Regions from separate parts of the Homo sapiens genome. Here region 2 is linked to region 1. A link is a loop called in an ENCODE intact Hi-C map of the cell type or tissue named here. Cell type or tissue: A673. All regions are shown on one strand. Links, peaks and the distances in the headings refer to the core of each region. The heading gives the core; the rest is flanking DNA. Region 1 overlaps LOC124900354 (a long non-coding RNA gene). Region 2 overlaps SLC12A1 (solute carrier family 12 member 1).

Region 1 (15,944 bases), core at 3,841-11,840:
GGGATGTTACTGTTGGCGAATGTGTATACTTGAGGTTATTGAGGTTTGAGGACACTAGGTGATATGCCCATGTTTACACAAGGAAATTTTTCAAAGCAGTTATCAGACCCTGAGAAGTAAGCACTGAAGTTGTCCATGAGTTGAACACCCCTCACTTTCCAGCTGTCACTGATTAGATTGATCTTACATCTCTTGAACCACTCTCTTTCATTTCCTTTTTTCACTGTGCACACTGCTTTTCTTTAATTTTCTTTCAATTCCACTGGTCCTCAATCTAAGCTACTTGCACCTTGTATGCGCTTCATACATCCTTCCTCACCTCCTTAAGAAAATTTTCCAAACCGTAACTCCTTCTCCTGATCGGCCTCTCTGATTCAAAAGAAGCAAGATGTTTGCCTGAACATAAGCACCTGAAAGCATGGGAAACATGTGAAAACAGAAATAGTGAGTAAAAGGTGCAAACGTTATCAATCTTTCTCAAGCCCTTTGTGTGTTTTGAGAGTTGTACCTAAGGTGTTGCTAGCGATGGCATCAGCTAAAGTAATTGCCTCTAGGCTGATTATAATTTTCCTCCAGCATGTTCTTCCTCATACATGCTTTCTTGCCCTTGTCCCCAAGGCCCAAGGACTCTCTGAGCAAGGTGAGCCAGCCTGTAGGAGTGAGGGAGGAGCCCTCACTGCTGGGAGAACACCGCTTGCTGCCATCAGCTATGTAAACTTTTCAGAGGACACGCTGTGCCCTGAGAAATGAACCTCCATGGGAAGGGGAAAGAGTAGAGGTTGGAAGGCTCAGAAAATCTCTCCCAGCTTGGCCTGGCATGTTCATACAAGCCCTGGCAGCTTACTGAACACAGCAACAGTCTCAGTTACTTTTTAGAAAACCACATTTTCCCTCAATGCTCAGGAAGCATAGAAAGATTTGGTTGCATCCGACACCAGGCAAGGGAGCAGTCATCAGCTGCTAAGTGGGATTTAAAAGTCCGAAGACAATAGGCCACAGATATTTCCAATTTAGGAGTTTCTGGATGGCCTTAGTCCAGGCCTTTTATTACTTCCAATAGTCATTTGATAGGAAGTAAAATGACTATAAATTAGTGCCTACTAATTCTTGATAATATAAGAGAGGTCAGTTTGTCTTTTGAAAAAAGCACAGGCTTACAGAACATATGAATCTGTTCCCAGTGTCCCCGCTGACTTTCTGAATAACCTCGATGGGCAAGGCAACTGCTCCGAATTTTGGCTTGGAAGGACAAAGGTCACAGCATCCTCTGACAAAGAGAAAATGAAGCCATGCAAGTAAACTCACCTAGTCATGGGGCATGGAAGCTGTGGCCTAACTAAACAGGCAGAAAAGCAACAATATTCTGATACTTAAAACAACAAAGACAACAACAACGGAAATTTGTCTTTGTTCTTTTTCATGGGTCTACGAAACCTGAATGAGTGACGACTGTGTCTGGAGACCACAAAGAAGAAGCTGCATCCCCAGACTTCTTTGAGGACTGTGGGAGATCAGTCCCAAACATCTTCTTTCAACTTGTACTTTTCCTGCTTGTAACTCATACAGGACAGTCCATGAAGACCTTTCACCAATCTCCTGCAAATGCTTGGTTCTGGCATTCAATTAGGCAGCAGGCTCATCAAGAAGCAGAATAGGCTCTGTAGGGCTACAGACTGCAACATGCCCACCTTCCTTCCTTACTGCCTGGCATCCCAGCCCATATACCTGAGTCGAGAGCACCACCATATCTTTGACCTTGTGCACTGGACTGAGGTTATGGCTCCAGTGCAGGAATGTGATTCTAGCAAAGGCTGACCACCCCCAGTTCCACCTTTTCTAGCCTTATCTACTCCATTTCCTTTCATGTTTCTCTGGAGTTGAACTCACTGCTTTCTATTTCTGTGTCTTTACTCTCTACCCCAAATGGTCTTCTCATCTTCCTGATCTTTATAACCCTGTTCTCCTGCAACTGGCTCCATGAAACTTTCCCCAATTCACTACCTGCTCAGACTGTCAAAAGTAATATGGGAATTTTAAGAAGAGTATAAGAGTACCATCCCTACCCTTAGAATACGTACAGTCTATTTGTGGAGACAATAAACTAATAAAAAGGACAAAATCATTTGGGATTCACTGCCAGGAAGAGCTGTAGAGGTCATGACAATTACTGTGTGTGGAGTGCTTACCATGTGCCAGGTGCCGCGCAAGAGCTTCATCCATGTTATTTTAGTTAATTCTCACCACAGCTCTAGGAGATGATAATAGCACTTCGTAGCTGAGGAAGCTAAAATTCAGACATGTTAATACGTTATCTACGCATAGCTAGTAGATCACAGAGCATGAGCTCTTAGAAACCACAGCACATTGCTATCTCATTTTCTCATGTTCATAGAACGCCCATTTAAAAATACATTGAGGATTAATAACCAAATTTTAAAATGGACAAAGGATCTGAATAAACACTTCTCCAAAGACAATATATATAAATCGCCAATAAGTAGATAAAAAGATGCTTAATATCATTAGTCATTAGGGAAATGCAAATCAAAACCACAATGAGATATTACTTTATACCCACTAGGATGGCTGTAGTCAAGAAAAACATACCCGGCTGGGTGTAGTAGCTCATGCCTATAATCCCAACACTTTGGGAGGTTGAGGCAGGAGGATTACTTGAAGCCAGGGTTTCAAGACAAGCCTGGGCAACAAAGGGAGACCTCATGTCTACATAAAAGTTAAAAATTAGCCAGGTGCTGTGGCATGCACCTGTAGTTCCAGCTACTCAGGAGGCTGAGAAAGGAAGATTGCTTGAGCCCAGGAATTTGAGGCTGCAGTGAGCTACAATTGCACCACTGCACTCCAGCCTAGCCTGGGCAACATAGTAAGGCCCTGTCTCTAGGGGGAAAAAAAAAGCACACCATAAGAAGTGTTGATTAGGATGTGGAAAAACTGAAACCCTCATACATTTCTGCTGGGAAAATAAAATGATGCAGCTGCTGTAGAAAACAGCTTGTCAATCCCTCAAAATGTTAAACAAGGTTTCCATATGACCAAGCAGTTCCACACCAACGTATGTACATGATATGGTTTGGCTTTCTGTTCCCACACTAATCTCGTCTCAAATTGTAATCCCCATATGTCAAGGGAGGGACCTGGTGGGAGGTGATTAGATCATGGAGGCCGTTTCCCCCATGCTCTTCTCGTGATGGTGAGGGAGTTCTCATGAGATCTGGTTGTTTGATAAGTGGCGATTTCCCCTGCACTCTTTCTCTCACTCACGCTGCCTTGTGAAGAAGGTGCTTGCTTCCTCTTTGCCTTCTGCCATGATTGTAAGTTTCCTGAGGCCTCCCCAGCCATGCGGAACTGTGAGTCAATTAAACCTCTTTTGTTTATAAATTGCCCAGTCTCGGGTAGTATCTTTATAGCAGTTTGAAAACGGACTAATACAGTACCCAGGAGAAATGAAAACATACATCTACAAAAAAAATGTACATGAATGTTCATAGCAGTATTATTCATAATAGCCCAAAGTGGAAACAACTTAAACATTCATCAACAAGTAAATGGATAAATAAAATGTGGGATATCCATACAATTGGATATTATTCAGTCATAAAGAGAAGTAGACACATGCTACTATGTGGATGAATCTTGAAAATATTATGTAAGTGAAAGAAGTCAGACACAAAAGTTCATATATTATATGATTCTATTATATGAAATATCCAAAATAGGCAAATCTATAAAGACAGAAAGTAGATGAGTTTTTTGGACTAAAAGGGCTGCAGGGGCAGGGAAATAGGGAATGACAGCTAATGGGTACAGGGTTTCTTCTGGGGTGATAAAAATGTTCCAAAATTAGATTATAGAGATAGTTGCACAATTCTGTTAATATAACAACCACCATTGAATTGCATACTTTACTTTAAGTAGGTGAATTGTATGGTATATAAATTATATCTCAATAAAATTGTTGGCATATATTGAGTTTTAGGGATAAATAATGTTTTACAACAAATCCTTTTAAAGCTGCCTCTAGAACTCTCAATTCTCAGTTTGGGACCTGTGTATGATATCATCAGAAGACTCAAGAGTTCTATAATAATTTATTTTAAGTTGGTGTCTTCATTTGATCAAATATTAAACCCAATTTAAAGCCCACAGTATATCTGGCAGATGACTATAAGTAAGTACTGCCCCATAATTTGAGAACCTGGATCTGTGGAATAATGACATTTCCTAGGGCTGCAGAAACAGAGCTTTCACAGCAAGGCAGCAGAGTGGAGTGAGCATGTATCATCCATCACAAGGCACGTGATTGTTCCAGCATACCAAAGTGCCTGCTCAGAGTAAATGCTGTGTATTCACACTGGCCAGGTGCAAACCCAGGCCTCATCTCTGCAGCGCTTCAGGAGCCTTTAATGGAGCAAACCATAAAATGTAGGTGATAAAATTTTTTGGCAAAAGACATATTCTTATTAAATTTTACTTTGAGATGTCTTATTAAATTGATTGGTTCATCAAACTCATGAATAAAATTTAGTCACTGTTAAAAATAACCGTGATAGTGATTCAAATGATATCCTCATAAGCAAAAGAATGAGGTCGATAAAGAAAATACTAAGCACATGCAGTCATGCATCACTTAATGACAGGAATATGTTCTGAGAAAAGCATCCTTAGGCAATTCGGTCATTGTACAAACATCGTAGAGTGTACTTACACAAACCTAGATGGTATAGCCTACTATACACCTAGGATATATGGTAAAGTCTATTGCTCCTAGGCTACAAACCTGAACTGCATGTTACTGTATTGAATACTGTAGGCAATTTTAACACAATGGTATTTGTGTATCTAAACATAGCTAAACATGGAAATGGTACAGTAACAATATGGTATAAAATATAAAAGTGGTATGCCTGAATAGGCACTTATGATGAACACAGTTTGCAGAACTAGCAGTTGCTCTAGGGGTGAGTGAATGTGAAGGCCTAGGACATTACCGTGCACCACTGTAGACTCTACAAATACTGTACACATAGGCTACACTAAAATTGTTTTTTAAAAACCTTTTCTTTCTTCAATAATAAGTTAACCTTAATTTACTGTAACTTTTTTTTCCTGCAAATGAGTTACTATCTCCTTATTCTTCATCTATTCTTTTTTTAATTATTATACCTTAAGTTCTCTGATACATGTGCAGAACGTGCAGGTTTGTTACATAGGTATACATGTGCCATGGTGGTTTGCTGCACCCATCAATCCATCATCTACATTAGGTATTTCTCCTAATGCTATCCTTCCCCTAGCCTCCCACCCCCTGACAGGCCCTGGTGTGTGATGTTCCCCTCCCTGTGCCCATATGTTCTCATTGTTCAACTCCCATTTAGGAGTGAGAAAGTGCAGTGTTTGGTTTTCTGTTCCTGTGCTAGTTTGCTGAGAATGGTGGTTTCCAGCTTCACCCATGTCTCTGCAAAAGACATGAACTCATTCTTTTTTATGGCTGCATAGTATTCCATGGTGCATATGTGCCACATTTTCTTTATCCAGTCTAACACTGATGGGCATCTGGGTTGGTTCCAAGTCTTTGCTATTATGAATTTGTCAACTTTTAATTTTTTTACAACTTTTTGACTCTTACAATAACACTTACATGAAAAGAATTCTCATTTACAATTTTCACCTTGATGTTTATTTATCCTTTATATGAAAATACATTCAGATTTTGTCTATTTGGAATGCAATTAGATTATTAATCCTTTAGATGATCACTATAAATAGGACCCAAATTATGTGAAAATCACATAATTGATGATTTTTGCTAAAGTTAAGAGAATAAATTTTATGGAATAAATATATGGTAATTTATGTATTATGTATGTCTTCATTTTATTCTCATGCAAATGTCACCAATTCACCAAAATAATCCTCAGACATGGACATTAATAATTAAATTCAGTCATCTTTGGTATTTCGCAGACTTTCAGACCTTAAAAAGAAGTTTTAAAACCCACAAAGCTTTACATATATTTGGTATTGCCACAGTGAGGATATGTTTGGCCTGGTAGGAAGATAGAACCTATTTTATAAAGTAATTTGTTAGCTTGATTTATAATTTTTAAATATGCAGGCATATGTTATATGAGCCTCCATTTGTACTCTAGTCCCAGGCCTCATAAATGTTAGGATGGACATGGATTTTTGTAGTCCCCCAGAGGTTTCTCTTTGGTAATAGCTTCTGTATTTATGAGTGCCTCCTTTGCGTAAGGCACTGTGCTCTTGATGTGGATGAACGGATGCCTAAAACCCAGTTCCTGCCTTTTTGAGGCCTAGAGCCTGTCAGGTGACATAGAAGTAACTACACAGCAAAGTTAACAGAAGTAACTATACAGCAAGAAGAGTGTATGCAAGGTAGACACCTACAAAAAGGAGTGGTGAATTCTATCCAGGAACATCAGAAAAGGTGTTTCAAAGAAGACGAAATGTGAACTAGGTTTTGAGGGATAGAGAGGAGTTCACAAGGAGAGACAATGTGGGTGAGGGAAGAGAGAGAGAGCAGCAAGACTCCTCGGGGAGCTGAAGCCGCAGACACACGGGGAGTCGAGAGGGCGATAGCAGGAGCCACAACTGGAGGCAGGCCTGGTCGGCCATGCTCAGGCACTTGAAATGCATTTCTCATAGATAATTGAAGCTCTGAGGGCTTTTTAGCAAGAGAATACAATTAATATGCTTGAATTTAGAAAATAATATGTGGAGGTTCTCTGAACAAATGATTACGGAGAAGGGAGTTTGGAAACAGGAAGATTCATTAGAAGGTTTAGATAATAATCTAGGAAAGAGAGGACAGGATGCCAAGACATAAAATGGCACCAAGGATGGACTCCAAATGACTAAAGTTGAGAGACACTTTAGCTTTCCAAGTTTCATTTGTTGTCAAATATAATGTCTTAACCCTTCTCCCGTTTGCCCCAAGAATACTCGCTGGCGCTTGCGGCTGCAGCGTTTACCCTGAGATAATTTTGCCATGAAATATCTCACTTTTAATGTTATTTTCACATCGTTCATTGACTTTGGAAACAAATGACATCATTCCATTTATAGCATTCTGGTTTTAGTAGTGGTACTTCCATTTACAAAATATAGTAATTCTCGAGTGCCAAAAATGTCAAATCCTAGAAAACGTACCATTCCTAAGCATGTTAATATCGTTCTCGAACAGTTATTGGCCAAAGATTCATTTGATGAGTCTGATTTTTTCCAAAATAGATGATTCTGATGATTCAGACAATTCTGGTGCTAGTTTTGTTTAGAAATAACTCCAAGAACAGTTTTTATATGTTATTTTCGCATTGAAAATCAGATTTGCTTCAGCCTCAAAGAGCAAGTTTGTGTAAAATTACATGAGCACTGGCAGCAAGCTGCACTCTTTTCTTCTAAATGGGAAAGGGTTAAATATATATACAGTTGTGTATGTGTGTGTGCACACCCATACGGCTGTCTGGCTGAGCTGTTCACTCAATTCAGAAATCTTCCCTACAACATCTCAGATGGTCTGTCATCCAGGTTCAACTTGAAGGCCTGTAGTATAAGGTCCAATTATTTCCAGGGTTCTACCATTAGACGATTTTGGTTTCTAGAAAATGGTCCTTTGTGTTGTTAAGTAGAAATGTACCTCTACCAAACTTTCACTTCTTGGTCTAGTTTTATTTTTTGGAGTAATAGACGGCTAGCCACTAGAAATTAGAACTGACAGCTCTTCCCATAATTCAGGTAGCTATTGTGTTTCTTCTTCTCAGTTGTTTATTTCCAAGTTAAACACTTCCAGTTCACCCTCTTCCCACCACTACCAGTAGCCTGATCAGACAACTCCAGATACATTCTGTTTTATTTAGTGTCTCCCTTAACATGCAACACCTAGCAATATGTCACAATTCGATTCATGCTTTTCCCTTTTCACACTTTTTCTTGTAATTAATGGAGATGACTGAGGTTTGAATGCAATTTTCTATCTTCAGGACCCATTTTTATGAGATTTACCACAAAGGTTTCATTTCTATATTCAGAATATTTATATATACAAGATTTTTAACTTACTCCACCAGGAGGGGCTAGAGAAGGTGTGTCCTTTGTCAGTAATCCTGGGCTCCAGTGTACAGGTTCTGCTTGGGTCATACCCTAGCTCCCAGCTTATGACATTGGATAAGTCTCTTCACCACTTTGAGTCTCAGTATCCTCATCTAAAAAACAGGGGACAATAGTTGCTGCTTGCTATTTTGTAAATCTTACATAAGATTATATATGGAAAATGTTTAGCCTTTTGCCTGGAACATACTTGGGATTGCCAGATAAAATATAGGACACCCAGTTAAATTTGAACTTCAAATGAACAATAAACAATTTGTTAAGTATGCCGCAAATATGACATTATTGCCATTTTTACTTCTTCCCCTCATTTTTTGTCCTTTTCTCTGCTTCCTTTCCTTCTCCTCCTCCTCCTTTTCTTTCCTTCATCCTTTCTGCTTCCTTGTAACCTAGTTCTAATCTTAAAACACATCAGAAGTAACATGATTACATTCTAAGTCTTATTAGTTTGGAACAACTATATCCTTTATTAGTGGGCTAATAAAGAGCTAGGCTGACAGCTGACCAAGATGTGTGCATAACTCTAAAAAAGTAAGCACTTTACTTCTCTGAGCTTAAATTTTTTAATTGTAAGATAGAAATACTTAGAAACCTATCTCAGAGGATTATTGTGAGAATCAAAGTTCTCAGGTGAGTGTCTGGGCCATAGCAGGGAATCAAGAAATGGTAAATTTCATTAGCATTACTGCTCCAGCCTAAAACATGCATTTAGTATTATAATACAAAGAAAACTTCCTTCATTCTGATTTCTAGTTCAAAAACCATTTTAAGATAAGGAATTTCACAAAGTTATTTAACAACCTAAGTGGCATAAAGGACTGTTTCCAAGACTTCCTGACATGGAGGACTTTCCTTTCTCTTCCCACTTCCACTCTTGCATGTCCTCAAGCAGCCGGTGAGACTGTTCCCATTTGCGATCTTATGTGGTAACGGATCAAGCTTACACACCTGAATATATCAGAAATGGAAACTGTTGTTTATAGTCTCAATCACAGAACACTTTACAAATCAAAGTATCATAGAATATCTTTTCTTTTTGCCTGCCTTCTCGCATCCTTTTTTATTTTGCTTCTTCATTAAACCTCTAAACAAAGGCTATGAAGAGGAATACTCGGAAGTACCAAAGCCATGCCTTCTCCACACACACTGAACATTCCTCCATTCCAACCAGGAACAATGAAGTCCAAACCACCCCAAGCTCATAGAGATTTGGCATATTCCTAGATATCCCCAAGGAAGATGATATGATCATTCCACAACCCTTGGTTCCAGACTTTAAATACACCATAGTATCATGGTCTTTCTGATACATGATCAATATCTACAACCCGATGAAACATACACACACACTTTTTCTCTTGTCTTCTTGCAAAAAGAAGAACAGGACCACGCAGGTTATGAAACTAATGAGAGTTTCTCCCATTCCCAGGATCCCCATTTTTAATCTGAGCATCCCATGAACAGACGGGATCCTCTACATACCAGTATGTGACACCCAACAGGAGCACCTCACATTCCTACAATGAATTCTCCTTCCATTACTCAAGAGATCTGCAGCACTCTTCTTTAAGGGGAAGAAAATATTAAAATGCTTCATTTCTTTCACAGGATATACAAATTAGTATAGTTATTCTCTCAGAATAAAAACATGTTTAGATGGATTCAGGACACTCCATTTAAAATATCCGTTACCCTCAAATCAAATTTTCACTGCCGTTGAGCAGCAAGGGGCGATGCCCTGGAATCAGTGAGCTGCTAAGATTTCTTCTGCTGAAGTGTTTAATTTCATTTTACTTTCCACAAATAAGCATGCTTGGAGCCACTGCCTGCCTTCCTCTGGAGTAATTGAAAAATTTAATTCACATTAAGCCAGAGAGGATGGTGTTTTTCCCGAAGGTCACCCAAGGCAAATATTTTAAACCTCTAACAGCCCATCATTCAGAGATGCCTGTCTCGTCTTTTCCTGATGAGGTGCTTCCGGGAGCCAAACACAGCCCAGCTTCCACCGCCTTGCCTCAGCCCCTGGGTGGAAGGTCACCCGAGAGGCTGGCAGACACATCTCAGATTTGGTCCCCAATGTGATTCTTACGATGTCTAAGGTATATGTCTCAGGCACCCCTCCAATCAGAGATCTATGAGTTTTTAGGCTTCATTTCTGCTTAAAAGATTAACGTGAGTGGAGACCAAAACCTCTCTGCTACCTCAATTCGAACTGCAAGCAGCTTACTAGAGAATGAGTATTTCACCAGGGCTGGGTTATGCTTCAAATCTTATCATCCCTTCCTAAAAACTAATAATGTTTTGCACTTATGTGATGCCTTTCATCAGCCTCAGCTAATATATGCCACATTGCTCGAACTCAGAGATGAGTAAATCATTAATTGTTCATAACGCCCTGCATAAGCGCTCTCAGATCGTCATGCGTAAGGATTCAATCAAGCACAATGACATCTATGCATATTTCTTTTTTATTCAGGTATAAAACATGTGCAATGACTTATAAACAAATTTCTCATGAACACAACCAAAAGCATATCATCACCAAGATGAACTCAAACCACAGAAGTAGAAGATACTCTGCCCATGTATCATGGTACTTTTCATGAGAAAGACCAAGGAGCTTCCAAGGAAAAAGAATAAGAAGGGACATAAATATTTATTTAGAAAAATATCTAAGACACTAGATTTTTCCCTTTCAGTGTAGCATAACATTCCTCAGTCACTTCTTGCAAAGATAATACTTTTTAAAAGGAAAGAAAAGCTAACATAGTAAAATGCAGTGAGATCTGATAAGAAGAGTTCCATCTGATTCAGTTCCTGGATTTTTCCTTTATTTGCATTATAGAGTTAGAATTCATACTTTAACTATGGTGCCTTATCATCCATAGAGACACAGTCACTCTGAATCTTTGTTGATTTCAAAGTATCAAGAAGCATTCATGAAGCCGGGAAGAGATGATGGTCACGAACCAGATGACCTCCTATTATTCGCCAGAAAAAGTGAAAGAGCAGAGAGAATTTTCAATAAGGCAAACCAGCAGGCTTTGTGTCAGCTCCTATGAGGAAGCAGGTAGCCACGGCCTGAGTCACAGACTGTCTAGGGTGAGCAGGCCTGGAAAAAGTGTGGAGGGACATTTGGAGAAGACAGGGATGTGTCTGTTTCTGTGGTCTCCTGTCTCGGTCCTAGGTAGAGAAAAGCTACGAGCAGAAAGAAGATGTTTTACATTCAAACACAGTCTTTTTCAATTTGAGTTTGATAAATGGGCTTTGCTAATTATCCTCCATTTGAATCCAGATTCATTTTCTGCTCTTCTCAGCTTGTGTAAGGTGCATTGCTTCATGCCACATCAGCCCTGGGGTGTCTGTAGCATCCTAACAATAGTGACAACACAGTACACCCCCCACATACTCTCCCATGAATCACAGAACCTCAAATCCCACCAAATGCCCTCCTGCAGGTTTCCCATAGATTTGCACAAGGCCACAGTAGCCATGCTTTCCCGCTCCTGGTGCCCAAAATCTCCCTGGCTGCTTCCACTGTGGGCTCCTGGGAGGATCAGCTGCCACCCTGCTCTTCTTGGCCTCCTGCCCATTGGCACCCCTTTCCGTTCTGCTCTGGCTGTCACTGGGGAAGGAGCAATGGGTGAGCTTTCTTCCCTCATCCACTGGGGATCCCATCACTAGACTGTAAATAACTCTGCACTGCATCCTCAGATTTTCAGGATTTTAGGAGACTCTGGGAATGCAGCAGTTCTCTTTGGTCTCCTCTTTACCACAGCCATCAATATGACACCATGATCTCATCGCCAACCTCTTCAGGGCTGTCCTCTAACCTAGGACTGGGCTGTACATACTCTAGAATTAGGGGCCCCTTTGTCTGCCAATAACAAAAACCCACTGAATCGATTTAAACAAAAATTGAAGTTTACCATATTACATGTAATTTTTTTTTTTGAGACAGAATTTCGCTTTTGTTGCCCAGACTGGAGTGCAATGGCATGATCTCAGCCAACCACAACCTCCACCTCCCGAGTTCAACCGATTCTCCTGCCTCAGTCTCCCTAGTAGCTGGGATTACAGGCATGTGCCACCACGCCCAGCTAAGTTTGTATTTTTAGTAGAGAAGGGGTTTCTCCGTATCGGTCAGGCTGGTCTCGAACTCCCGACCTCAGATGATCCACCCGCCTTGACCTCCCAAAGTGCTGGGATTACAGGCGTGAGTCACCACGCCTGGCTTACATGTAATTTTTAATATATGGTATCACAGCACCCCAGGGCAGGGATGCAGTGGGGCCTCTGGGATAGACCAGAACTTGTTCCTCTGAGTCTTTCATCTCTATGCTTTCAGCACTGCTGTCTCCTGCTGCAGGTCAGCTTTCTCAGCTTCTCAGGCCACCCAGAGCTCCTGCTGAATTTCAATTCCAAATTTTCTGGAAAGAAAACCAGACTGGCCCAGCTTGGCTTGGGGGCTAGCCCTGGAATAATCAGCTGCGGTCAGTGGATCAAGGCCACATCATATAATACAGTTGCCATGGGAGTCACCACAGTGGAGAGACAATTTCCAGAAAAAGCAGAAACTAAGCAAGCAACTCTATAAATGTGTACAACAGATCCTCAAATGTTGGCCTCCAACCAGGCTTAGTGTTTCAACTCTTCCTGCCTGCAGCAGAGAGCGTCCCCTGCATTATAAATGCAATGTCATGGAGGTAATTACTACCTAAGGACAGAAGAGGCCTCAGCCCCAAAAAGTCCAGCCAATGTTGCTCCTGATGCATCCTCACCCTCCCTCCCTCCCTAATTCTAATAGCCCTTCCCTATGCCTGAGCGCAGCTATTCCATAATGGGTTTACACCTGCTCCACGCTTTAGGGTTAGGCCAGTCTGTTCTGACTTCAGTTCCACCACTTACCAGCTGAGGGTCTTAGGCAAGTTATCTACTCTCTCTGAACCTCAGTTTCCTCATCTACAAAGGGACATAGTAATACCCATCAAAAGGGTTGAGTTGAGGTAACAAATGCCATATGGTTGAAACAGTGTCCAGTGCCATGTGAATGTTAAGTGCCTTTTCTTTTTCTTCTTCTTGTTAATATTAACCTTTACAATATAACCTACATGTGCCCTTTTAAAATAGGCAACTAATCTTCAGTTGGATTTCATTATTATAGACCTTACATCATGTTCCAAAAGTCTCAAATAACATGTTCTATAAAAGCAAAAGCCTAAAAAATAAGACAAAACTCAAAAAAAGGCAAATAGTGAATTTAAAGACTTTGTGTTTTGTTTGTAGTTTCTGATACCAGCAGGAATATGATCTCCTAATAAGAATTTATGTAAGAATGAAAGAAGAAAAAGGATATAGAACACTGTACACTGTGCCTAGATATAGAACACATTTAACATGTAGTGGTGGTGATTATTACTATAACTACTATGATTATGATTACGAGTATTAGTCCTAAGGAGAAAAGTGCTTAAACGTTCATTCCAAATCTTGTAAGGTGATCATTTCGTTGACTGCTGGGAAAAGCCATGAAGCTTCTTTTCCCAGTTAAGTTTGAATTGTATGTATACATGTGGGAACAGATATAAATCAATATATAGAACACAAAGTAATTTCTTCAAATACTTGGAAAACAGAAAGGGAATCATTGATTAATGCAGAAAAGAGAACAACACTTGTCCTGGGCAGCTGGCAGCCTTCTTGGTGGTATTGCAAGCGGTAGTTCCTGCTAAATTCCACACTACTTTCTCGCTCAGACAGCTTTTTAGCTTCTGTTAGAAATAAGTGAGTGCTTTAAGCCTCAAAGCAAAATACATCACCTCCCGATGAACCTGAGCAGCCCATCCCAGGTACCGGTGGCCAGATTCACCATTCATCCACGAAGGAACATGGTAAACAGGAAGGAAGGAAAGTTCGCTTTAAAAACATGGACACCTCCTCTGCTCTGGGCCAGATCTCCAGGCTCATTTGCAATGAGTTCTAAGGGGATGCACGGGGAAGGGATTCTGGTTCAAGAAAGAAGGAGTGAGGGGAAGTGGGAGGGGGAGGTACATAGTGTAGACTCTATTGCAAAAATATTCCCTTCTGCATAGAAATCCACAGGCTGGCTGCAGTCATTACAGTTCTTTGCCAGGGCCTGCAGAAGATATCTTCTTTAGATGGGCACCAGGGAAATGCTGCCTATCTGGAGCTGTTTGATTTGTTCTCTGGGTTAGATATTGATTTTTCTTTCAGTGGAATAGCAAAGGCAAGAGAGCATGAAGGAGGGAGAGAGAGGTGGGTTCCCTTCCCCCATCGCTGGCTCAGGGTGATGTCTCAGAGCACCTGTAAGCAACTCCTTATCTTTTACAGGAGATGAGAAATTGAGCCAGGACTCTCCAGTAGTCAGACAGCTGTTAGAAGCACAGTGTGCTATGACTGTGAGAAATACACTAACCCCCTCCCTTATCACTCTGTCTCCAGTCACATACAGCCTATTTAGTGTGTTGATAACCATATTAAAATCATCCACATACAGTTTGAATATTGATGAAAGCACAACTATATTTAGATTTGATTTTTCTTCCCTAGTCCTCACCCTCCCCAAACTCTCATCTTTCCTATTTCTTTAAGTTTCTCGAAAATTGTGCAAATTGTTAAACATTTATCAGAATATGTTTTTCATATCAAGACACATCCATACAGTAAAGGTTTTGGCTGAGCTGATCAGCTTCTCTGATCGGGAGAAATTGCTTCTGTGTAAGAACTAATACCCACCTGGTTTCAAACCTCAGCCGCTGGCAAATATGTCATAGCAAGAGACATTTCCTGTTTCTTTGACAGATTGGCCCGGGGCTGAAATTTAATCTAGTATGTCAAAAGTGGTAGGTGGGGAGAAAAAGCAGAGAAACTCTGTCCCCACTCAGATTTTTATAGACAACCTTTTTTGAAAGTACTGTGGTTATCAGTGGGACCTGATAAGCAGTAACGGTCCGCATTGTAAAATAAAACAATAAAGAGCCTTTATAGACCTCTAAATTTATTATTTTCAATGATAAAATATTCATACCAAAAGACAGATGTGGGGATTCACAGGCAAAAACCAAAATGATCTAGTAACAGACCTTACACCTTTCATAAAAATTATCTATGAATGGACCATAGACCTAAGTGTAAAACACAAAATGATAAACTCCTAGAAAATAATGTAGGAGAGAATATAATAGATGACCTCTGTTCAGTGATAACTCTTTAGATACAACACCGAAGACACAATCCATGGAAGAAATAACTGAAAGGCTGAACTTCATTAAAACTAAAAACTTCTTCTCTACAAAAGATACTGTCAAGAGAATGAGAGGACAAGCCATAACCTGGGAGAAAATGTTTGCAAAAGACACGTATGATAAAGGATTGTCAATCAAAATATACAAAGAACTCTTAAAACTCAACAAAAAGAAAACAAACAACTCTATTAAAAATAGATATTTCACCAACGAAGGTATAAGATAGCAAATAAGCACATGAAAAGATGTTCCACATAATGTTATTAGGAAAATGCAGATTAAACGAGATACCACTACATAACTACTAGAATGGCCAAAGTCTAGAACACTGACAACATCATGCTGGCAAGGATGTGGAATAACAAAAACTCTCATTAATTGCTGATGAGACTACAAAATGGTACAGCCACTTTGGAAGACAGTTTGGCAATTTCTTGCAAAACTAAACCTACCCTTACTGTATGATCTAGCAATGGCCTTCCTTGGCATTTACCCAAATAAATTGAAACATGTCTAAACAAAACCCGCACAGGG
Region 2 (15,944 bases), core at 4,784-12,783, 260 kb after region 1:
AAAATTGTAGCACAAAAGGTTATCTCTTGGTGCCTTTAGCCTTCCTTTTTATGCCCCTTTTCTTCTTTATGGACATTTTAAATCTCCAGATCAGAAATACTAACTCCCACTCAGTGAGTATTCACTATTAATGTATATTCCCTCCTAGTAGAACTTAATACTTTAGTAGCAACATAGTTAAAATATTTGAGCACTTACGTGAACCCGGGAGGCGGAGCTTGCAGTGAGCCGAGATCGCGCCACTGCACTCCAGCCTGGGCGAAAGAGCGAGACTCCGTCTCAACAACAACAAAAAATATTTGAGCACTTATTATGTGCCATCTATTATGCTTCTTGTTCACACATAGCATTTATCATCCCAGCTACCCTATGAGGAGAGTATTATCATTGTCCCCATTTTACAACTGGTAAAATGGGGGCTTACCCAAGATTCACAAGGCTAGTCATTGGTACAGCTGGGATTCAAACCTGTATCTGTTTGAAAGCCCCTATTTTATCTTTGAAAAAGAGGAGCTAGAGAGGATGGTGACATATAAAGAGAGGCAATGGTGAAATCTGAGCTCTGGGAATGAGGCAAAGCTGTTTCTATGTGTTCCTTAAGACACCCAACAAGGGGGCTGCCTGTCTATGGTAACATAGACCTGACTTTGAGGGCAATTACAAGAACTTAGTATTAAGAGAACTGTTCTGTTGCGAACTTCCTAGGTTTTACTTTAATTTTTTTCTCCTGGCTTTTGTGCTGTAATGTTTTCCATCTAAAAATGAGAATGCAAAATATAACTTGTATTTAGATTACACATTTGCTTTGTGTGTTATGTTGATCTCTTCAAGCTGAAAGATGTGATGTAGCTGAAAAGCATTGCTCCCACCCCTCATTGTTCCATCTGCCAAGATGCACCATCAATTTACTTCTATAAAGCAATACAGCAACCAAGTTTTGCAATATTTCTCAAATAATCCTGGCAGTGAACTGCATCCCCTTTTAATTTCCCAAGGGTTGTATCCTATTTAAATAAACTTTGATGTTTGAAATATTTCTGCTTCTTAGTCAAGAAAGGGAAAATGCAATTGGATGCTAATAAAATAATTACAAGTACCAACTATCTAGGGTAAACAAAGAAAAACAATGTTACACAAATACATGAAGAACACGCAGAAAAACAACATGATAGAAATTAACTTTCCGCCACATTTCCATGCATTGTTTTGAGGTTTATGTAATTTACGACACAAACCTCTTATTAGATTTTGAATTGGAAGAAATAAACTTGCATTTCATTATATTATGCTGTAATTCAGGGCCTAATAAGGGCCTAATAAATCTTAAGTATTGCATTATACTATGTTAATGATTGTCATCATAGCTTTTCCAACACAGGCACCACAGTGTCATCACAGATTATAATTTAAAGGAAATATTAGCAATTCAGAGTGCCCATATACTGTAGTTAATAAAGCAGTGAATAGAAATCAGCTTTATAGATAATTTACCAGCTAACGACAATTATTTTTATATTGTATCACAGGCTTATGTGAGAATAACTTTTAATATAAATAAGATCGATGCTCATAACATTGTAACTTGTATACTGTAGCAACTCATCCAATACTGATGACTGATAGTTTCTCTTAATAAATTATTGCCTGACAACACACACAAAAAAAGCCATGATATTTCATACTGCTCACTTCCCAGAGGAATTTAGCAAGTTTTCCAACTACAACAAGGAGTCAAAATTGTACTGGTAAGAAATAAAGTGATGGAACATGATTTGCCATATATTGTGGTCAAGTATTCCATGTAAGTACAGCATGATTTGTGAACATCTCAGAGCACGGGGATACTGCTGTGTCTGATCAAGTGGCTTAGCAAAATAAAGACAGATGGCAGTGTAGTAAATAATTACTTGATTAGAAGGCAACCACTGCAGGATTGCTTCCTGCCTTCAATTCAACTAGACTTCACCTGGGGTACAGCACATTGATTCATATGAGCATTTACAGCTTTGAGTTGATTGACCAAGGAAAGAATTACAACTTAAAATTAATAAAGAAAAAGGATGCTGTAAAATGGGAAGGGATTCCATTCCCCAGTGGGTTTCCCTGCTCTCCCTTCTGGTGTCAGATAATTAACGACTCTCTATCCTTAAGATTCAAAGCAGATTGTAATTTGTAGGGCCTCTGCCTATTTCTAAAAGATATCTTAAAAAAAAAAAAAAAAAGACTGGGGACATAACATTTGAAGCAATCTTGACAAGTAAATTGAGTTTCAAAAAATAATCACTCCAACTGGGTACCATATAATCGATTTATAAAGCACTTGAAAATACAGTAACTACTATTCAAAGTACTTTTGGCATTTACATGACAGTATGGCTCAAGAGTCACTCTTAGTTATTACTGTGAAAACTGTTTGGGATGTGGATGACAAAATTGATTAGAAACCTGCCCTCAACTGAGAGAACCTACAGGTCTAAGCTTTTTCTTCCACCGTCATAACTTCAGGTTGAGGTTATAAACATCTTGAAAAGAGAGAAGGGCAGGCATGCTCTCTATATCCCTATTTCCATATCTCGATCTCTATCTATCTATCTCTATCTCTATCTCTCAGTAGCAATGTGGCCTTATAAACTATGACATACTACAGAATTATCTAATGTATTCAAGTTCCCAGTAGGTACCATTAAAGGATTTCCAGGTGGTGGTCTTTTCCAGGGAAAAGTCCCCTCTCCTTCCCCACTTGCCTCTCATGCTTCCATTTCCCAGGCTCTTATCTCACTGGTCCCACCTTCTGTCCTCTATCTGCCCCTTTTTTATATAACTTTGTATACGGTATTAACTGCACTTCTTTCAAACATTGTCTTTTGTACTTACCACACACACACATACACACACACACACTTCTCACACCCCCATTCTTCACAACTCTGCACTTGTTTTTCTTCTTTTATAAAGACAGTACTTTCAAAACTATTGAACTGAATTGAACAGCATTGATCTGTTCTTTAATTTATTTCAACATACAATTCTTGAGTGCCTGTTGGTGCAAACATGGGTCCAGGTAATAAACGGGAGGGGTGGCAGCATGAAGAACATGGGAGGGATAACATGAGGTCCAAGCATAGCGTTTGGAATAGACAGACCTGGGTTTGGATCCCAAATTTGACATCTTTTGTCTGTGTGATGTTGGTCAAGTTACCCATCCTCTCTGTGTTTCACTTTTTGCATTTTCCAATGGGAATAATTATAGTACCTACGTCACAGATTTGTTGTTTTGGATTAAAGAATTTGATGGCTGCAAAGTGTTTGGCATTGTACTTGGCATACAGTAAACTCTCAATAAATGTTGGTGATGAAAAATGGCGTAAGTTCTGCCCTCCAGGAGTCTGGAGTCCATTGTGAATAAGATAGACATCCAAGTCACACAGTTATAGTAGTTAGTGGAATAAAGGTTTAAGCAAGGTATTACGGAAATACAGAGGAGATTGATTCTGATTGAGAAATTTGGGGATGGTTTTTGAAAACATGCAGACTGGGTGTTCCTTCAACAGGCAGCTATTGCGATCAAGGCATATCACTGAAGGAGAAGAGAGAAGAGGGATAAACACTAGAATTGGGAGCAGAAGACTTGGGTCACTAGCTGTGCTACCTTGGACAAATCACTTGAACTTTCTGAGCCCAAGTTTCCTTTTTGGTAAAATGGGGAGAATAATACCAGCTCTGCATGCATCCCAGTATTCGTATCAAATGAGATACTATGTAGAAAGGGCTTTGTAATTTCTGAAAATTAAAAATGTAGTCGTGATGGTGGTGATGATAGAAAAAGTAATTTTTATTGTCAGGCTAGTGGAAATCAACTTATATCCATTCGTTCATACTCTCTTGGCTGGCTCCCCTTGTGGCTAATGGTATGCCTTTGCAAGTCATCTGGCCAGTATTTCTGTTGACAAAAATGTTTAGACAAAGTCTACTCTTAATTTCCCTGCATGCAAACAGAGGCAAGCAGTACACCAGATAGATCATTCAGAAGAACAGATAATCAAAACATCACTTCTGTTTAGTGTTGAAATGCGAAAAGGAAGGAGTGCACAGAAGGAGGCCTTAGATCACCTACCAAGTGAATAATTAAGAATTAACTTGAATAAGAACTTGCGAAAATCACTATGCAAATGGGAATCACACCATGGTATGGATCTGAAAATCCAAGATGGCAAAGCAAGCTGATTTTAGCCTTTAGAATAAATACTCTCTGTAATCTTCTGTCTCTATCATCTTTGAGGAAACTGCTACATCTAAAGCATTCGAGCAAAATTTGATTTTGTCTCTCAGGCCTGCAATTTTGCAGCTTGCTCTGTTCTGGATGGGCTGTGCACATACCTTCAAGCAATTGTTGGAATCGCTCCCAGTTCACTCAGCCCGCTGACTCCATTACAAAAGAGGATTTATCTTTCTTTCCCTCTTTGTCCAAACTAGAGGACAAAGAGCATGGCAACCAGTGGCTAATCATAGGGCGCACTGGAGCCTGCCCAAAAAAAAAGAAAAGAGAAGAATCCCCTCCCAGGGCAGCCCTTACAGTTGCCACATCAGAGGACTGCAAAGAGCAGGTTACCCCATAAGTGGCCCCTGCAATACCCCAGAAGACAAAATAACAGCTAGGATGCCGTCATCCAGGACAGTGACAACAAAGTCTGGGTACCAGTGCTGCTGCTCTAGTGCAGCCTTCCATATAGAACCGTATCTTTAGGGTCCTCCTTTTAAAATGACATGTTGGATGGGCCATCATTTTGGGGGATTAACTTAGCCCATTACACCATATGCCTGAGAGTGTTTAGGTTTATCTGATGATAAAGCATAGGAAGGTAATAAAACAACTCTGAAATAGTAATAATAATAAGCCACAGGAGGAAGGTCTTCATGGTGGGAAGCATATGCAGATCTCTTTGCATATGAACCCTGTAACTTGCTGGGTGATATCAGGCAACTCACTTAACCTATTAGTTTCTTCATCTACAAAATGAAGATGATAATAGTAGTAACTATCTCAGAGTTGTTTAGAAAGGAATAAAATGCAACACAGTCCCTGGCACCCAAAGAGTGTGCAATAAATAGCAATTGCTAAAATAACTCCCAGGCATCTCAAAATACTCAATTTGTTTTGCATGACTAGGCCCATTTCCAAAAGTTGCATAAATATACTGCCTATAGAATGCCATTCTTGCTCTGTTTTTTAAGGACCTCCAAAACACTATGCAGAAACTTTGTTTATTCTTTTTGCAAAGCTTGGGGGGTGGGAAAAGGAAAGGGTTACAGTTTTCCATTTCACAGACGGGAAATCCGAGGCATAGAAAAAGTAAATTACTTGCCTAATGTCACATAAAGCCAGCAGCAGAGCTGTAATTGGTTGTGACCCCCCAGTGCAATGCAGCTTGTCTTCTCCTTTCAAAAGTCAGGGGTAAGCAACTTCTGTCTCAGCTTTAATACCATCAGTCTAATTTCTCAGATTTTCTATAGCTGCTGATCTTGAGAACCTTTGAAGCTTTGGGGAAATCACATGGGTGATTTGACCTTAAATCTCATGCCACTCGCAAAAGATTAATTGCTAAGACCTGGAAAGGGGCCAGACAATTCTGTGTAGCTGAATAGCAGCATCGTCTAGGGATGTGACTGTCCTGACAGATTTAGTTAGTACATAATTGATAAATCTAGAGTTTGTATAGCTTCGCTTCACAGATAGATAACGCAATGGGCTCCAAGGGTTGACATTTACAGAAGCTCTCCCAGTGTTTTGTAACACTGAATCTAGGTTTTCTATCCTCTTCCTCTGAGCATTGCTCATTTTCTAAGGCTCTGTTCTCAGCAGGCAATAAGATGAGGGCATCTGACAAGAGTGCCACCTCACCCAGTATAAGCAAGAAGCAAGAAGCCTCCTAAGTGTAGCACTGTCATATGACTGCTTTGAAAGTCTTATTTACCCTGATTCAGTGCAGGGTGAGGTCAAAGAGAGATCCAGCACATTACATAGCAGCTAGGAAATTTTCGTCACAATCGGAATCCAAAAAAGATAAAAGGCAGCCAGATACAACATCAAAGCTTGGATAGTGTGTCTCAACCTTGGGCAGGAAATTTTGCACTGCTTGACTCCTGTTCCAGACTAAAACATGTCACAAGACCCCTTTTAGCAATTTGAACTCTGACAGGCACCCAGAAACCTCAGCTTTTATTTCTTTGACTTTGGTCACCCACTCCACAAAGTTATTTTGCTTATTGAAAGGAATTGGTGGTGGATATTTTCCATTGTAATTTGTATCCAGAGCCTATAGAGTTTATTGTAAGATTTTGTTATCTTTTCTTAATTCTTGCTGTCTAGTTTTATGTTTCAATTCATGAAGCATTGTTGTGTGGCTGATATATACTCAGTGTACTTCTGTAATTTTGTCACTTCCAGTTGTAAAACATCTGACCCACTAGCTTAGGTCAGTAAATCAGTGGCTTACAGTGTGAAAGATTTTCTGTTTGTTTGTTTTTGCATGGTAGTGAATAAGGGTGGCATTAAATAGCCTCTCTTGCCCTCACAAATAAAAATGCTGTAACTTCATGTATCATAACTTAACACATAGAGCTGTTTTTCTAAGCTAGTTGTGACAACTTTCTGAATACAATTTACTAAGATACATTACTTTTTCTCTTTTCTTTTGGAGACACGATCTCACTCTATTGCCCAGGCTGCAGTGCAGTGGCATGATCATGGCTCACTGCAGCCTCTACCTCCCAGGCTCAGGTGATCCTCTCACCTCGGCCTCCCAAGTAGCTGGCACTACACACCACACCCAGCTGATTTTTGTATCGTTCATAGAGATGGAGTTTCACCATGTTGCCAAGTCTGGTTTCAAACTCCTGGGCTCAAACGATACACCCATCTTGGCTTCCCAAAGTGCTGAGATTACAGGCATGAGCTACCTCACCCAACCAAAATATATTACTTGTATTAGAAGATAATATATAAAAATCATTTAGAAAAAATTACTATGTATAAACAATTATTTTATCACATACATACCATTTTAAATATTAAAAGTTTATAAGATTGTTTCTAGAAACTTTGTAGTTCTGAGTTAAGTAGGTGATTTTGTCTTCTTTCATCAGAGGAATTAGAGAGATTAGAACAGGAGAGACTAGCATTGGAAGCGACTATCAAAGATAATGAGTGTGAAGAGGAAAGTGGAGGCATCCGAGGCTTGTTTAAAAAAGCTGGCAAGTTGAACATTACTAAGACAACGCCTAAAAAAGGTAAGAACTTTTTAAAATTTGCAAAAAAGTTTACAAGATGAGTCACTATTTGAGCATCTATGAAGAGTCCGAAGTCAGCATCTAAGATGTTGGGAGCATTGAGTGTGGGTAGGAACTGAAAGGTTTCTCTCCAGAAGGTAGTATGGATAAACGGTAGCAGCTATTGTCATTTATCAACCTCATTAAGTACTTTGTACCATCTTACTGTCAAAAATTATTTTTTAAATGTAATATTTGGTTTGGAAGTCAAATAGTGCTTAAGCAGATTGCATGCCATAAAACAGAAGTTTCTCAGTTAAGATGGAAAGGGGATAGAAATTTAAGAGCCAATACCCAAACTGTCTTATCCACAGACACCCTTACCTTTCAGACATTTCAGGGAACTGAAATACGACTAGTACATGCAAATACGGTATCCAGCTGGAACGCTGATTTCAACAAAAGCATCTTTATCACAAACCAGAATGCACGACTTAGAACTTTATTGGTACTCACTACCTGTAGATTTCATCTAAATGCTACACTTATATGTGGACTTATGGTATGCAGTCCTGGGACAAAGGATCAGAGGTTGGGAGAGCTTGTTACACATTTTATAAACAGATGATTCAAACGTTTGGTTTTTTGAAAATTACTTCCCGAAACGCTATGGGTTTGAGTTTAATGAGGTCCACAGTGACCTCTGCTGGTCAAAAATCAGAATGTTACCAGGCATTTGTTTATGCACGAATGTCCTGTAGTTACTGAAGTCATACACTGGTGTGAGGCCAGGAAAAGATGGTTTCTCTGGGAGGGTCTCCAAGTCAAACAGCAGGATCCAAGTGGAGACTTAGCAAGCTTCTGGTCTAGGTTGACCGGCGCCAACCCTTTAAAGAGGCCCTTCGACAAGGCCATCTCCTACCCTGTAAATCGTTTGTCTGTTTGCTTTCCTACTATAGCCCAAGGACGAAATTTCACCTGTAATATAATAGTTTTATATATCCACAGAGAATGATGGGAAATCCAGATATTGCCCCACTTCAAATACTCTGGCTACTGTCGAGCTCCTGGGATACCCCATGGGCCGTGGCCTACTCCTTACAGTCCACCTTAAAATGACATAAATGATGTGTTTGAATTCAACTTGAAGCTACATCAGGACTTTTAGGGTGAAAATATTTAAATAAGACTGTTCTGGATGCTAACTATTATCTTCTTTTCTTTCTAATTATTTGGTTTAACTGTGAAAAAAGTTAACAATCCATTAAATCTGCTCTATTAAGTGGTACAGTCTGGAAAATAATGGGAAATTCCAAAGTCATAGCCCAATAATGTGCTCCAACTAGAGAGAGGGAAGCATTAATGTCCTTATTATGACAGCGGGACTTGTTATTTATTCTGGAAGCTTATTTCTGCGTCACAATACTTGTTTTGGCAAAAATATACTCTTCCAAAAGTCAACATGTCAAATTGTTCAGAAAAGAAAAGTAATAATGTTATATACTGTTTTAATACCTAGAAGTTTAAACACAGCTCTAAAGTGGGCCCATTCACTACTCTGGGCTTCCATTGCTTGTCAACTCTTTTGAGTTCTAGACGAGAACCAATCCTGCCTCCAGGTACCTGAGTGTGAACAGGAGGCCTCTGGCTGCTTTGACTTGTCTGTAAGTGAGGGCAGAGCTTGGTCCATTTTGTAAATAAATTTTTCTCCCTCAGCGGTCCCAGGGATGTAAAAACAATATCAGATCATTGCTTCAGAACTGACAGACTCTAAACATGGAAACAACAAAAGATAAAACAAAGCATCTTCAGAACCTCTTAGATCAGAGAGGAAGCTCTGAAGAGGCTGTCAGCCCTCCTCTAAGCACCAGGCTGACACCACCACTTTGAAACACAGCAATAAAGTCATGACTTTCAAAGACACAGATATGAGAAATGCTACGTACGCTGTGGCAAATAAACCCCTCTTGGCAAACAGGAACAGGTCCAGTTCCAACACTGGCCGAGTTCCCTGGTACACTTTCACTGTATCCATGTTAGGGTAGAAATCACATTTAAAAAAATTGTAACTATTTTATATACACCCTTAATTATAACTCAAGTAAAGATGTTTTGTATTTCCATATTTTCTAAGGTTTTTTTTTTTTCATCTAATTCACAAAGATTCAAATAGCTCAAATGGCTTTACTTTAGCTTCGCAAGATTCCTTGAAAAGAAAGCAGAAGAGTAAGCCAGGCCAACTAAGAGACTAAATAGTCATAGAGTTCAAGATGCACACAGTCCCTGGCAAATTTTATAAACCAGACCTGAATGGAACTTAAACCAAAATAGTGCTTCATGAATCAATTCCCTAATGAACGGATATTTCTGATTCTATAGCTTATTTCTAGAAAACCACTTACCACATGTTAAGTAAATACAAAAATATTAATATCATTAAGGTGATTTATATCTGAGATTTTGGGAAATGTGGATATTCTGGCTAGTAGCATTGTTGCATGCCTAAATAATAACTCCACTCTGAGACAGATTACTAAAGGTCTGAAAAAATCCATTGTCTTTTAATAAAAACTATTATTATAAAGCTGTTTTACTTATTGACTGTCAATATTTTATTTAACTATTGAAGGTGTTCTCAATTATTCTGGGATTGGACTTTTATCTCTGCCTTTTGAAGAATACCGCTATTTATTTTAGGTATAATAAACATGAATCTGTGACCTTTTCTCTATTTTCATCACTAGATTGATTGGAAAGTTATTTTGTTTCTGCCCTCAAAAGCAAACAGATGCATCAATTCCTCTTTCGTTTCAGATGGCAGCATTAACACAAGCCAGTCGATGCATGTGGGAGAGTTCAACCAGAAACTGGTGGAAGCCAGCACTCAATTTAAAAAGAAACAAGAAAAAGGCACAATTGATGTTTGGTGGTTGTTTGATGATGGAGGTAAAAACTTTCAGAAAATACACTAGGGACAAGAATTTCAATTTTGATAAACTTAAACTGCATGAGAAGGTATATGGGAACAATACTGGTTAAAGAATAACATTTCTGTGTTCTCCAAAGACTATAACTTAATTAAGAGCTATCAATGTGGTAATGAATAAAGATATAAAGCTATTCATTTCCTTCCATTTAGATATACTCATTGTGTCATAATTTATTCTTTATTCCAGGGTTAACACTTCTTATCCCCTATATCTTAACTCTCAGAAAAAAATGGAAAGACTGTAAATTAAGAATCTATGTGGGAGGGAAGATCAACCGCATTGAAGAAGAAAAAATTGTGTAAGTAGTTTGCCACTCACATGTTAGGTCATTTCAGAGGTTTGTTGCTTTAATGCTTTAATTTTAATAACTTTAAGTGTCTCTGAGACACAATAGACTCAAAGACAAAGCCACCAGGATAGGCCTCGTGTTTACTTGGTTATCTGGTCAGTAAATTATTCGCATATTTTTCCTGATCGCTGTCTTCAAGCAAGTCCTCTTATCCTCTGTCACAAATGCTTTCCAAAAGGAAGGTGCCACAGAAGCCTCATCTCAAGTCTTGAGTGGGAGCTTCGTTATCTCATATAATGCTTATTTTGTTCTGACCAGTAAAGGCATCCAAGAAAAGAAGAGCCTGAAGGAAATCTGGGTCCAGTTGCTTTTTCTGTGGGAATTCAAAACTCCTAATTCATGGCAGTCACTCTTAGAACAGCATATGTAAAAGAGAACTAAATGGAGAGACTGCACCTGGGTTCTAGCCCCAGCTCTGCCATCAAGGAGCTGCAGGACTTTGCAACAGTCTCCAAACGCATCTGGGTCCCCAGTTTCTCCTTTGTAGTTTGAAAGAGTTTAAAGGGATGACTGTAGAGAACTCTTAATTAAAAAAAAAAAATCCCACAGTGTAAGTCTGTATCTTTCTCATTAATTTAGCCATTGAGAGTTGATGCCAGTTGTGAGAATAATAAGCATGCTGAGAACATGACACATCTAGAGGTCTCTGATGGAAATCCAGAAAACCACCTTCAGCAGCTCTTAGTCCCTCAGGGCACTGAGGGACTAAGCTCTGAGCCCTTCCTGGAACCAGCACTTCCAGAAGTCACAAAATAATGACAGGCTTTATTCAGTAATTTTTAACATTTTCTCTTCCCTCTTAGGATGTATTATGCTGTGAATGTGACATATATATATATATATATATATATATATATATATAATGTATAACTATGTATAACTGTATAATGTATAATGTATAACAATGTATAACAATGTATATACACACACACAGTTATACACTGCTACATTGTTACATTCTGAGAAATGTATCAGGCAATTTCCTATTGTGCAAACATCATAGAGTGTACTTACACAAACCTAGATGGTATAGCCTACTACACACCTAGGTTATATGGTATATGCTGTTGCTCCTAGGCTACAAATCTGAACTGAATACTATAGGCAAATGTGACACAATGGTAAATATTTGTATATCAAAACACAGAAATGGTACAGTAAAAATACAGCATAAAAGGTAAAAAATGGTCCACTTGTATTGGGCACTTACCATGAGTGGAACTTGCAGGACTGGCAGTTGCTCTGGGTGAGTCAGTGAGTGGTGAGTGAATGTGAGGCCCCAGGACACGACTACACTACTGTAGATTTTATCAACACTGTATACTTGGGCTACACAAAATTTATACAAAAATACTTTTCTTCAAAGCTGGACCTGGGAATAAAAAATATTTTTTTCTTCAATAATAAATTAACCTTAGCTTACCGTAAACATTTTTACTTCATAATTTCTAAGCTTTTGACCCTTTTGTAATAACACTGAGCTTAAAACGTATTGTACAGCTATGCAAAAGTGTTTTCTTTATATCCTTATTCTATAAGCATTTTTCTACTTTTTAAACTGTTTTCTTTTTTTCTTTTTAAATATTTTTGTTAAAAACTGAAACATAAACACACACATTAGTGTAGGTCTATCCAGGGTCAGGATCATCAATATCACTGTCTGCCACCTCCACATCCTGTATCCCACTGGAAGGTCTTCCAGGGCAATAACAGGCATGGAGCTGTCATCTCCTGTGAAAACAAAGCTTCCTCTGGAATACCTCCTAAAGGACCTGCCTGAAGCTGTTTCACAGTTCACTTTTTTTAATAAGTAGAAGGAGTACACTCTAAAATAATAATAAAAGGTATAGTATGTAAACACATAACCAGTAACAGTCATTTATTATGTTATCAAGTATTATGTACTGTACGCAATTGTATGTGCTATATTTTTATATGACTGGCAGTGCAGTTGGTTTGTTTACACCAGCATCATCACAAATGTGTGAATAATGTATTGTGCTATGCCGTTACAACAGCTACGACATCACTAGGTGATAGGAATTTTTCAGTTCCATTATAATCTTATGGGACCACCATCGTATATGCAGTCTGTCATTGATCAGAATGTTTTTATGTGGTGTATGACTGCATATATATTATGCATATATGCATATATGCATATATGTCTTTTCAATCAAAGCAATATGATATTTGTATGCTAATATTATATAGATTTAATTATACTTAAAGAGGATCATATTAACATGGAAACTAACATAATGTCTATAATATTTTATATTTCTTAAAGCTGCCAATATTTTATTGGGACAATTAGTATAATTTGAAAATGTTTTGTGGCTTAGATGGTAGTATGGCACCAATGTTAAATTTTCCAATTTCAAAAATTGTGCTCTCTTTATATAAGAGATTGTCCTTGTTCTTACGAACTGCTCACTGAAAAATTTAGGGGTAAAGGTGCCTAATATCTGCAACTGACTTTAAAAGATTAGAGTAGATAGGTAGATAGAGATAGAAGTAAATAGATAGATAAATATAAAGAGAGAGAAACAAAGAAAATGGTAAATCAAACGGGACAAAATATAAACAACTGGTGAATTTGGGAGTTCTTTGTATTATCTTAAAAACTTTTCTGTAACTTTGAAATTATATCAGAATTATCAGTTGCCAGGAAAAAACCATATATATATATATATGTGAGGTTTTATAATATATATGATGGTTTATAATGTTATAATATGTTTATATATTATATAATTTAGATATATGTTTGTATATATAATCATATAATTTATCATCTTATGATATATTGTATGATAACTGTTTGTCAGTAGCTTGTCAGTAACTCTATAAAAATTATCACCAATATAATAGTCCATAAGTATTAAGACTTGCTGTCTTTCAAATAATAAGAAATGTGGACAGATTTGCATTCTGTTCCCTGTGACATAAATGCAGAGTTGGATTGGCTGTTGCCAGTGTCTGCACCTACAGGGGTTTCTTTATGCCTTCAGTGAAATAGCTTGGTCCACACTTAATGCGTTCATCAAGTACTGTAATGAAAATCAAACACCAACCAAAAAGCCTCTGTCTGAAAGCTAAGCTGAAATAAGACGTGATTGCTTTTGATATCTTAACTCAAACAAAAAACTCTTTGATTGAAAATAGTTAAATATGCAATGATGAAGTATTTTCCTTTTATATTTTCAGAATGGCTTCCCTTCTGAGCAAATTTAGGATAAAATTTGCAGACATCCATATCATCGGTGACATCAACATTAGGCCAAACAAAGAGAGGTATGAAATATTTAACAAGAGACATTGATTACCCATGGTACTCTCTCATTCTCTTTTGTGTTGATTATCAAACAGTAAAAATGTTATGTATTTACTGCAGCGACTTCTTGATAGGATCTAATAAGAAGAGCCTTCAAATAAGCATGACATGGAACTAACAAGTACATTCTAAAGGGAAGGAAAGCTTTTACAGTGAAGACAAGCCTGAGAGGGAGAATTGTTGAAACAGATTAGTTAGTATTTTAGAATTGCCCTTCCTGTTCTTGTTTTCTATGGTGGCAAGAGCAGCACGAAGTGCAAGGTCATACTATTCTGAATGGAGCCATCAGGGCAAGTTTTGTTATTCAGAGTTACTCGTGGGGCAGCCTGGATGGGGAGCTCTGATGGAGAATATATGGAAATAGCTTGTATCTTCTTGGCACACTGACAATACCAACTCTAAAGGGCCACTTTAGCTTTTAGGCACTAAAGGCCCAACAGGGAAGGCCTATGAATTTTGGGGGGACGTCTAAAACTATTTGAAGCCTGGAAAAGAAATGTATTGGCTCCAAAATAAAAAAAAAAGAAAATGACAAAATAAAAGTAATCATTTAAATATCTTCAAAATGTGACATTATTTTAATCCTCATTAATTGTTATATTTATCAACTCCATTAGTGTCTTAGTTAGCTCAGGCTGCTATACCAAAATGCGATGGACTGGGTGGATTAAACAACAGACATTTATTTCTCACAGTTCTGGCGAAGTTCTGGGAAGTCCCAGTTCAAGGTGCTAAATTACTCAGTTCCCTTTGAGGGCCCTCTTCCTGGTATGTAGATGGCCGCCTCCTTGCTATGTCCTCACATGGTGGAAAGAATTCTGCTGTCTCTTTCTCTTCCTATAAGGGCACTAATCCTAAAATAGGGAACCTACCCTCATGAAATCATCTAAACCTAATTACCACCCAGAGGCTTCACCTCCAAATACTATCACCTGGAAGTTAGGGCTTCGACACATGAATTTGGGTGGGGGGACACAAGCATTCAGCTTATAACAATGATATTTTTGGGGGTTTTGTGGGGTTTTTTTTGAGACAGGGTCTCACTCTGTCACCCAGGCTGGAGTGTAGCAGTGCAATCTCAGCTCACAACAACCTCTGCCTCCTGGGCTCAGGTCATTCTCCCATCTCAGCCTCCTAGATAGCTGGGACCACAAGCACATGCCACCACACCTGGCTAATTTTTTGGTAGAGACAGGCTTTCGCCATGTTGCCCAGGCTGGTCTCAAGCCCCTGAGCTTAAGCCATCTGCCCGCCTTATCCTCCCAAAGTGCTGGGATTACAGGCATAAGCCATCACACCTGGCAACACTGATATTTGAAAACAGTTGTAGGTTAGATCTTCACAGTAGTTTGCAAGGGTGCAAGAAGATTGTTTAAAAACCATGGCCAATTATAAATTAAATTAAATATTTAGAGTTATCATTTAACAATTATAAAATGTCTTCAATTATTTATAGTCTAAAATCATATTTTCTGTTGCATTCAGATGTAATTTAATACATTTGATTTCATGTGGAGTGGGGCCTCCAAGAGGAATCATACAGAGGGATGTGAAGGTCCTGGAATGGCTTAGATTATCACGGTTCTGTCAGATCTCTTCCCTTTTCTGTTGACCATCATTTCTTCTTCCTTTTGTACTTCTTGATGGATTATAATTCCACAGTTTTCCAGGCTTCTTGCCTCTTTCCTTCCTTTGATTTATTGCTATTCTATATGAGCTTAATAACTAACTGAAAATTATTCCAATTTAAGATGCATTCCTACTGATCAAACAAACTTGAATTTCATATTCTTTGAGGTTATTCATGATCCTTCCAAGGAGATGGGTCAGTTAAAATGGCTTTACAAAACACCTTAACTGCAAGGCGCTGTGGCTCACGCCTGTAACCTCAGCACTTTGAGAGGCCAAGACGGGAGGATCACTTGAGCCCAGGAGTTCCAGAGCAGCCTAGGCAACATAGCAAGACCCCCAAAAATAGCAAAAATTTGCCAGGCTTCGTGGT

What was found. A loop is a pair of places that touch in the nucleus more often than their neighbours do. Peaks named below come from ENCODE experiments on the same cell type or tissue, not always from the same donor. Only the 100,000 strongest peaks of a DNase experiment are listed, where the experiment ranks them.
Region 2: it touches region 1 in a loop (2.2-fold over the local background); 3 of 110 quality-filtered maps call a loop at or near these places.

What each region holds. Positions count from the first base shown.
Region 1 is chr15:48,017,214-48,033,157 of GRCh38, forward strand. All of the region lies in intron 2 of LOC124900354 (a long non-coding RNA gene), which reads left to right. Among named protein-coding and RNA genes, the nearest start is that of SLC24A5, 96 kb to the right of the region's middle. RefSeq lists an enhancer at 15,581-15,944. In A673, for the core only: no CTCF peak of the experiment used is centred there; no DNase peak of the experiment used is centred there; H3K27me3 peaks cover 538 bases.
Region 2 is chr15:48,277,963-48,293,906 of GRCh38, forward strand. It overlaps SLC12A1 (solute carrier family 12 member 1), which reads left to right. Exons shown (of 27, transcript NM_000338.3): 21 at 7,144-7,287; 22 at 10,081-10,212; 23 at 10,443-10,554; 24 at 13,816-13,902. Among named protein-coding and RNA genes, the nearest start is that of DUT, 45 kb to the right of the region's middle. In A673, for the core only: a CTCF peak has its summit at 7,978 (motif pointing left); a DNase peak (open chromatin) is centred at 7,969.